Linked DNA regions of Homo sapiens: all the other regions are linked to region 1. Evidence: chromatin loops called from intact Hi-C (ENCODE). Cell type or tissue: Caco-2. All regions are shown on one strand.

Region 1 (2,500 bases):
TTTATGCTCAAAGCTCATGGCCACTTTTCCTGAGCTCTCCATCTACCGGATTTAACCATGCTTACCGGTGGGATGGAAACTTCCCTTGCCCCTGCCGTGCACCCACTGACCACTAAATGGGGCACAAGGACTGTTTGATTTATTGTGGTCCTTCTGCCAATGTGTCCTACCTGTTCCAGAGTGGCAAGTCCTGGGTCTGGGGTGCCACTGATGTTTGCATACTAAGGCCCAATTTATGAGAGCCTGGCCATGGGAATCTCTGAATTAGTGACAGGAGGCTTAATTAGCTTAAAGGTGGTGGTGGATGTCCTCTAGGCCAGGACCAAGAGAACAGCTGCTGTACTTTAGCCCTCTGTCTCCACTTGCCATCAAAGGAGTAAGCCCCTCTCTTAAGGTGGTACTAGTATCCTGTGTCCCAACTGACTATATTTTCTTCCATCCAATACCAATTATTGAATGGTTGAAACAGCAATTCAATGGCTCTAAGACCCGTGCCTATGCACCACAGATTGTACTCGAGAGGCCCCAAGGAACGGGAAAGTTTATTTGGGGAGCAATGGAAAAAATGCCCTAAGGCTTCTACTATCCACATGAAAATTACAGACCTGTCTTTAAATTGTCCTGATGTGGGGGACCATACACTATGGTGGGGAACTGGCCCTTCAAAATAGTCATCAAATGGTGACACCTGTCTAAACCCTGGAGGGCACCATGAACAGGGATCTTCTGGGCACCACCCCAAGAATTTAAGACTTCTAAACAGGAAATCTTGATCCTGCCTAGAGGGAATAATTTTGCTTTCAAGGTGAGGAAAGAAGTTTAACTGGCAGACAATAGGGCCCAGGAAGCGGGAGTCAGATGTGGCTGTCTCACGCCCAGTAATCCATGCAGTGGGAGCCTCTGGCGGGGCCATGGTCTCAACCAAGATATCTGGGAGACCAAGACGTCTGCTGATCACTCCCAGGTGTACTTCGGGACCACCATGAAAAGCAAAAGAGTTAGAACTGGTTTCGGACAAACCAATGCTCCTGACCCCAAAGGGTCGGGGGTTGTCAGAGAACCCTTTCCAAGACAGCCTTGACACCTGTGTCTTTAGTCTGGTCGCTGTGCTATTCACCTTTAAGTCGCAGACAGGTGCCCAGTATTTAGCCTCCTAATTCTAAGGAAGGACAGGACAGAATAGCAAGTGAAAGAGGTCCAATTGTACTCACTGCATGATGATCTAGATACCTTTTCTGGAGTCTCCTGTCTGGCTCGCCAAGATGTAACACCTGAGGTTCTTGCCAAGCCACACCAAAGAAATGGTGTGGAAGCTGACCACAGTGAGTGAAAGAGACATGGACTGAGAGTGAGAAAAAGCTGCAGGCTTTATTGAGCAGAGTGAAAGTACAAAGCTTCCACAGTGTGGAAACAGTCTTGAATGGGTAGCCACGGTTGGTTTTGGGTGATTGCCTTTTAAACTCTTTAAGGCGGGAGATACGTGAGGCAGGAAGCTTGTTACAGGAGCGAGATCAACAAAGGCAGTAAATTATTTTGTGACATGTCTTAGATTTTGAGGAAAACCGGAATTGCAACTTAGGTTTTATCTACTTTAGGACCTTACAGCAGCATGGCAAAGGAGACAGGATCTCACAGGAGTTTACAAAGTATGTTTACAAGGAATTGGAATTGGGAGTATAGATAAGGTCCACTGGTCACAGAAAAACAGGCAGTTAACATTCCTTTTACTTTAGTTTCAGGGGCGGGGGAAGGGAGAGAGGGAGAGAGGACACAGGGAAACTTACAGCAAATTTTTCACTGTTTATAGCTTTCTTGGGGAAGAAAACACATGCACAAATCCTGGTGTTAGGAATATTTTAAGCATATATCTTCAGTATTATTCATCCAGGACTGAAGTAAGTCCTGATGCAGGAAATGAGTGAGTTTCACAGCTTTCTGAGCCCTTACTCAACCCAGGAAGCCCAGCTGGCCCCTCCTCTCACATCCATACTGTTGATTATGATTCAACAATAAAAAGAGGAAATAGGCCACAAAAAGACGTGAATAAATTATAAATGCATATTGAAGCCAGACTGAAGAAGCTACATACTTTACTATTAAACTATGACATTTTGGAAATGGCAAAACTATAGAAATAGTAAAAAGATTAGTATTTTTCTAGGAGTTCTAGGAGAGGGGCAGTGGACTGAATAGGTGAAGCATAGGAGATTTTTTTTCTAGAGTGGTAAAGCTAATCTGTATGATAATATAATGGTGTATAAACAACCCTATATATTTTCAAACTGTAGAACTTTACAACACAATGTAGGAGCCTTGATGGATGCAAATTTTAAAAGTAATTTCTGGTTAGGCACGGTGGCTCACGTCTATAACCCCAGCACTTTCGGACACCAAGGTGGATGGATCACCTGAGGTCAGGAGTTCAAGGCCAGCCTGAGCAATCTGGTGAAATCCTGTCTCTAATAAAAATACAAAAATTAGCCTGGCGTGGTGTTGGGCG
Region 2 (2,500 bases), 64 kb before region 1:
CAGGAAGAATGACGTACACAGACAACTGGAGAGTGAGTAAGGTGGAGAGAAGCTTCATTGAGCGACAGCTCTCAGGAGACCCAAAGTGGGTACCGCAGGCATGTCATCCCGAGTGTCCAGCTCTCAGCAGAGGAGACTGACAGTGGATAGCTCCTTTCCATAGGCAGGTTGTCCTGATGAGTCAAGGAGACCCGACATGGGTAGCTCCCTCCTGCTGCTGGTAGTCCTGGTGAGTCAAAGAGACCTGAAGTGGGTAGTTCTTTCCCGCATCTGGTGGTCCTCACATCTGTCTGAGTCTGACTCAGTCTGTTCTTTTTATGGGCTCAGAAGGGAGAAAGTGTGTGCTGATTGGTCCATGGGTAGCCATGGGTGGGCCCAGAAAAAGCACCATAATTTCTCAGTCCAGGTCACAGATTTCACCCAGAACTAGCAGTCCAGCCCACAGGCTTCAGGCTGGCCCTGGCTTGAAAGTGGGGTTTCACCAGGGACCCGCCCCTTTCCACCCAGGAACCTGTCTGCCTCCAGCTATAAACATGCCATTCATGGCACCCAGGCTGTTTGCACCAAGGGACACCTGCAGCCCCATGCAGAGCTGCCCTTAGTGCCCCCAGGCCTCCCTTCTGCACTAGTCAGTGACCAAAGTCCTGTGGGGGCCCAGGTGGCAAGGGGGGCTGCTGTGTCAGCACTGCCCTGAGCATGCACACACTCAGCAAGCTTGCAACAGTGCCCGGACTTGACCACAACTTTGCTCCAAAATCAAAGTGGACACTGGGAGCAGGGAGAGGCCGGGGAGTGGGAGCAGGCACTTTTGAGCTTGCAGGGGCTGGGGGGCTTCCTGGGCCCCGGAGAAAACAGGGATGCTGAGGTCTGGAGACATGGCTGGGTGGTTGTGGCTGGCGTGGGAGCATGGGGCTCCTGCCCTGTCAACTCGGTAAGGGGGCAGGGCTCCTGCCTCTTCCTGGCTCCCTCTGGACCCAGAGCACACGACCCAGCCGCAGCTCACTGGCTGCAGCCAGCCTCTTCACAGCAGCTCCTCCAGATAGGCTGCTGCTGCCATCAATATGGCTGAACGAAACTGGCAACTTCAGGTCTCTCGGATTACTTCCCCTTCTCTTAACCCTTTGTCTCTTTCAAAGCACAGAATGAGGCTGTTCTCTTCAGTTCCCTTTTCTACCTGGAAATCCCCCAGAACAAACACAATTGCCTTCCTTGTCCTCCCTGAAATCTCATTATCTATCTCAGACAACTGAGGAATACAACCACACCTGGATGGACCTGTTACAAGATAGTGCCTGCCTCTCAGGCTCATTCGAATTTCAAAGAGAATCATTTACAAGTTAATTTCTGTACCCTGGGCCTACTCATTGTCCCTAATAATCATTCACTGCTCCTCAAAGAGTTGTCTACATTCCCCATCTTCCATCCCCTATGAGGAAGGGTATATAAGCTTTTATACTCCATTTGCTTATTGGGTAATCATTATCTTACCCTGTGATTCTCCCCATGCAATGCACATTAAAATAAATTTTGTATGCCTTTTCCCCTATTAATTTGCCTTTTGTCAACTGGTTGTCAGCAAAACTGCAGAGGGGGACATGGATATTTTTCCTTGGTCCCTACCACTAACTTGCTAAAATTTGTTTTATCAGAAAGAATCTGAATATATGCAAATGAAATCTCATCAATGATTATGGGTGTTCACTAGTCTAAATATGATTGTTTACTATATAATATAGCTGCAATAGCATACTCATTTGAAATAAAATATTTAACATGTTGAAGTAGAATAGAACAATACTATAAAGTTAAATAATTTAATTTTCATAAGTGCAAGAGCTTGAGGAAAGCAGGCTTAATTGGAAATTATGGAAATTTTCTAAGATTTTGAAGAGATGTGGTGGTGAAAGATGCTGGCTTTCCTTTTAGCTGTCACTTCAAAATATATAGCTCCCTCTTACCTATCTGCAGATGTAGTACTAGATCTAACACTAAGAAGCCACAATTAAAGTCATAAAATGAACCAAAAGATGCTAGAGATGGACTGAGAGAGAAAGCTGAAATAGGGCAGAGAGAGGGAGAAAAGCAGAGGCAGGTGATTGATTTCCTGATGAAACTGATGAGAGGAAACCACAGGCAAGTCTTAAAGTGGGTGTAAGTCTGTGTGAGAAATGTTGATGAAAAAAGCCAAACTTTGTAAAATATTTAAAGAGGTTTATTCTGAGATAAATGTGAGTGACCACGGGCCAAGGCACAGTCTCAAGAGCTCCTGACACCATGTGCCCAAAATGGTTGGGTTACAGCTTGGTTTTATACATTTTAGAGAGATGTAATTCACCAATCAATACATGTGAGGTATATATTGGTTCAGCCCAGAAAGGTGGGACAACTCGAAGCACAGGTTCTGAGGTGCTTACAGGTCATAGGTAGATTCAAAGATTTCCTGACCTGCAATGGGTTGAGAGTTAAGTTATTACCTAAAGACCTGGAATCAATAGAAAGG
Region 3 (2,500 bases), 110 kb after region 1:
AACCCTCAGGCCACAGAGCGGTAGCATTAGGAACAAGACCACACAGGAGGAGGTAAGCAGTGGGTGAGCATTACCACCTGAGTTCTGCCTCCTGTCAGATCAGTGGTGGCATTAGATTCTCATAGGAGTGTAAACCCTGTTGTCAGCTGTGTATGTGAGTGATCTAGGTTGCACGTTCCTTATGATCTGAGGTAGAACAGTTTCATCCTAAAACCATCTCCCCAATGTAGTTGTTCGTGGAAAAATTGTCTTCCACAAAACCAGTCCTTCATGCCAAAAAGGTTGGAGACTTCTGCTCTAGAAGACAGTCTGTGAACAGAGATGGAATGCTATGCCATATGCATCCAGATTAGTGAGTACAATCTTAAACCATACAACATAATCAAGGAATTTACAATCAGTGGAAAAAGGCTTATTCTTTTGAATTAATTCTTCATTACAAGAAAATGAACAAACCAAGTGATATTGGCAAATGATTTCAGAGAGAAGTCGATGTCGACCAAAATAATCTCACAAGAACTTTGTAGATGTCTTAAGCCAGTCTTGAATGATGGGTAAGTTGAGGATGGGTTATAGCAGATGAAACCATAGAACTATTTTCCTCTCTTTTTCATGATCTATATATCCCCTAGGATTCTTCATGAAATATAATACTTTATGGTCAAATACATTTCAGAAACACTTTTACTCTTCCCTAATTAATAATCTCCATGAAATTTGGAATATTTTAATTTACAAAATATCCCAGAGAAAATTAACTTTTTCATCTTTAATGTAGTAGTTACTTAATATGTTTGTTTATGCAACCTGCTCCTCCTATTAACTAGTTCTGAGAAACTTTGGAAAAAGCTTCTCTACACTAGATAGCAGAAGCTGTGCAATTAGAAAGAAAAGCTCATAAGAGAAAATAAATTGTAGAGTAAGACAAAACAACTCGTTCAACACATATTTTACCTGGGCCACCTGAATTTTCATTGCCTGAGTCTTATCACTGGCTTTAAAGAAAAAGTGATCAATTCCTTCTGCGGTTTATCATCTTCCCCATTATGAGTTAATGACAAATGAGCCCCTGTGCTTAGGAATGTTATCTCAAATTTTGAACTATAACATTTTACAAGCAGCCATAGTCAAATACTGCAAATGTCTCAAACAAGGCAGCTAGTCTAATGGTAGAGATTAATGTCATTTCCTTATGTCTGGAAATCATTTAATGATGACCCTAAAACTCCAGAGGAAAAAACTTTATTGGATACTGTTAACAATTGGCATAGCAGTAAAACTCCAAGGGGGGTCTTAATTAAGGATACATGCAACTCTCATATCTCTGGAAAAGTTTTGCAGCCAGAAACTTCAAGTGAAGGATTCTTAGGAATACTCAAGTATCAGGCAATCATTCAGTTGAGATCTTAAAATCAAGTGGACAATGGCATGGGGTAGATAGCATCCACCCAATACTGACAAAACAAGATCCAGATGACCAAACACAATGATTTGTAAGGCTTATCTTCTAGATTTGTAAATTTATCTTTCTTCTGTGTTGACTTATGGTTTTAGCATGTTAATAGACACCTGTTATTTTTTAACTATGATAGCTATAAAGATCCTATCCTTAATTTGCTTTGTGAACCCTCAGTCATACCGTGGTTTAAATTGCACACCTGATTTCAGTTTGCTCATGATTTTGCTAAAACATGCAACCAAACCCACTATTGGTTTTGTACTCATATTCTTTTGCTAACAATGGAGTTTATAACTCTTTAACATCACATACATAGAAATGAAGATTACGATTTCTACATGAACAGCACTATGGTACCTTTTGTAGGAGCTAAATTTTGAAAGCAAACTCACACAGAAGTAGAGCCCGAGAACAGATTCAAATGCTCTTTCAATTTTACAGACAGTACAAGGAAGGCTCACTACCTAGGCTCAATCCCTAGCTCCTTTGATTTAGATATACCCAATGAGATCTCTTCTCCAAATTTTATCACTTGACACTAGAACACAAATTTGATGAGTGGGTGCAAAATATTATAATACTATTCAATAATTGCATAGGGTTCTTTTCATCCAAAAATTACCAGTTGGTCAATAGTTAATATACTTGCTTTGCAACACAAAAAGCTATTAGCTACTAATAACAGGGTAGGTAGGGATGGATATCTATAATCAGGGTGATTCCTGATATAAGCTAGGGCATATTTTGGCCTTTCATATTCCTGTCTATGGAAAAATGAGATCCAAAAGTAATTTAATTAAACAATTATAAAAAATGAGCCACACAACTTATTTGCAATAACTTTAACGCCGTAAGGGAAATTTTGCTCTGCTTTCTTTTGCCCCAAAGTCGCTTCATTTTATGCTTTACAAGAAGCCTGAAAATTAGGATAATATATCAGGAAATGGTAAAAGTACTAACAATGTTACTAATACAATAACATTTCTTGCCTAAGAGGTTCATGCATTTGTAAAGTTGGCAATTTAAAATAAATTTTCTTTC

Evidence for each region. Hi-C counts contacts between places; a loop is a spot of excess contacts. Peaks named below come from ENCODE experiments on the same cell type or tissue, not always from the same donor. Only the 100,000 strongest peaks of a DNase experiment are listed, where the experiment ranks them.
Region 2: it touches region 1 in a loop (3-fold over the local background); 4 of 110 quality-filtered maps call a loop at or near these places.
Region 3: it touches region 1 in a loop (3-fold over the local background); 3 of 110 quality-filtered maps call a loop at or near these places.

The regions. Positions count from the first base shown.
Region 1 is chr10:53,028,681-53,031,180 of GRCh38, forward strand. It overlaps LINC02672 (long intergenic non-protein coding RNA 2672), which reads right to left and starts at 1,430. Exons shown (of 5, transcript NR_186378.1): 1 at 1,231-1,430. RefSeq lists an enhancer at 1,027-1,526. In Caco-2, no CTCF peak of the experiment used is centred here; DNase peaks (open chromatin) are centred at 961 and 1,511; H3K4me3 peaks cover 2,022 bases.
Region 2 is chr10:52,965,013-52,967,512 of GRCh38, forward strand. LOC105378308 (a long non-coding RNA gene) reads right to left here and starts at 288. Exons shown (of 4, transcript XR_945968.3): 1 at 1-288. RefSeq lists enhancers at 1-32, 981-1,330, 1,083-1,607. In Caco-2, no CTCF peak of the experiment used is centred here; DNase peaks (open chromatin) are centred at 591 and 1,239.
Region 3 is chr10:53,141,499-53,143,998 of GRCh38, forward strand. No RefSeq gene overlaps it. Among named protein-coding and RNA genes, the nearest start is that of LINC02672, 110 kb to the left of the region's middle. In Caco-2, no CTCF peak of the experiment used is centred here; no DNase peak of the experiment used is centred here.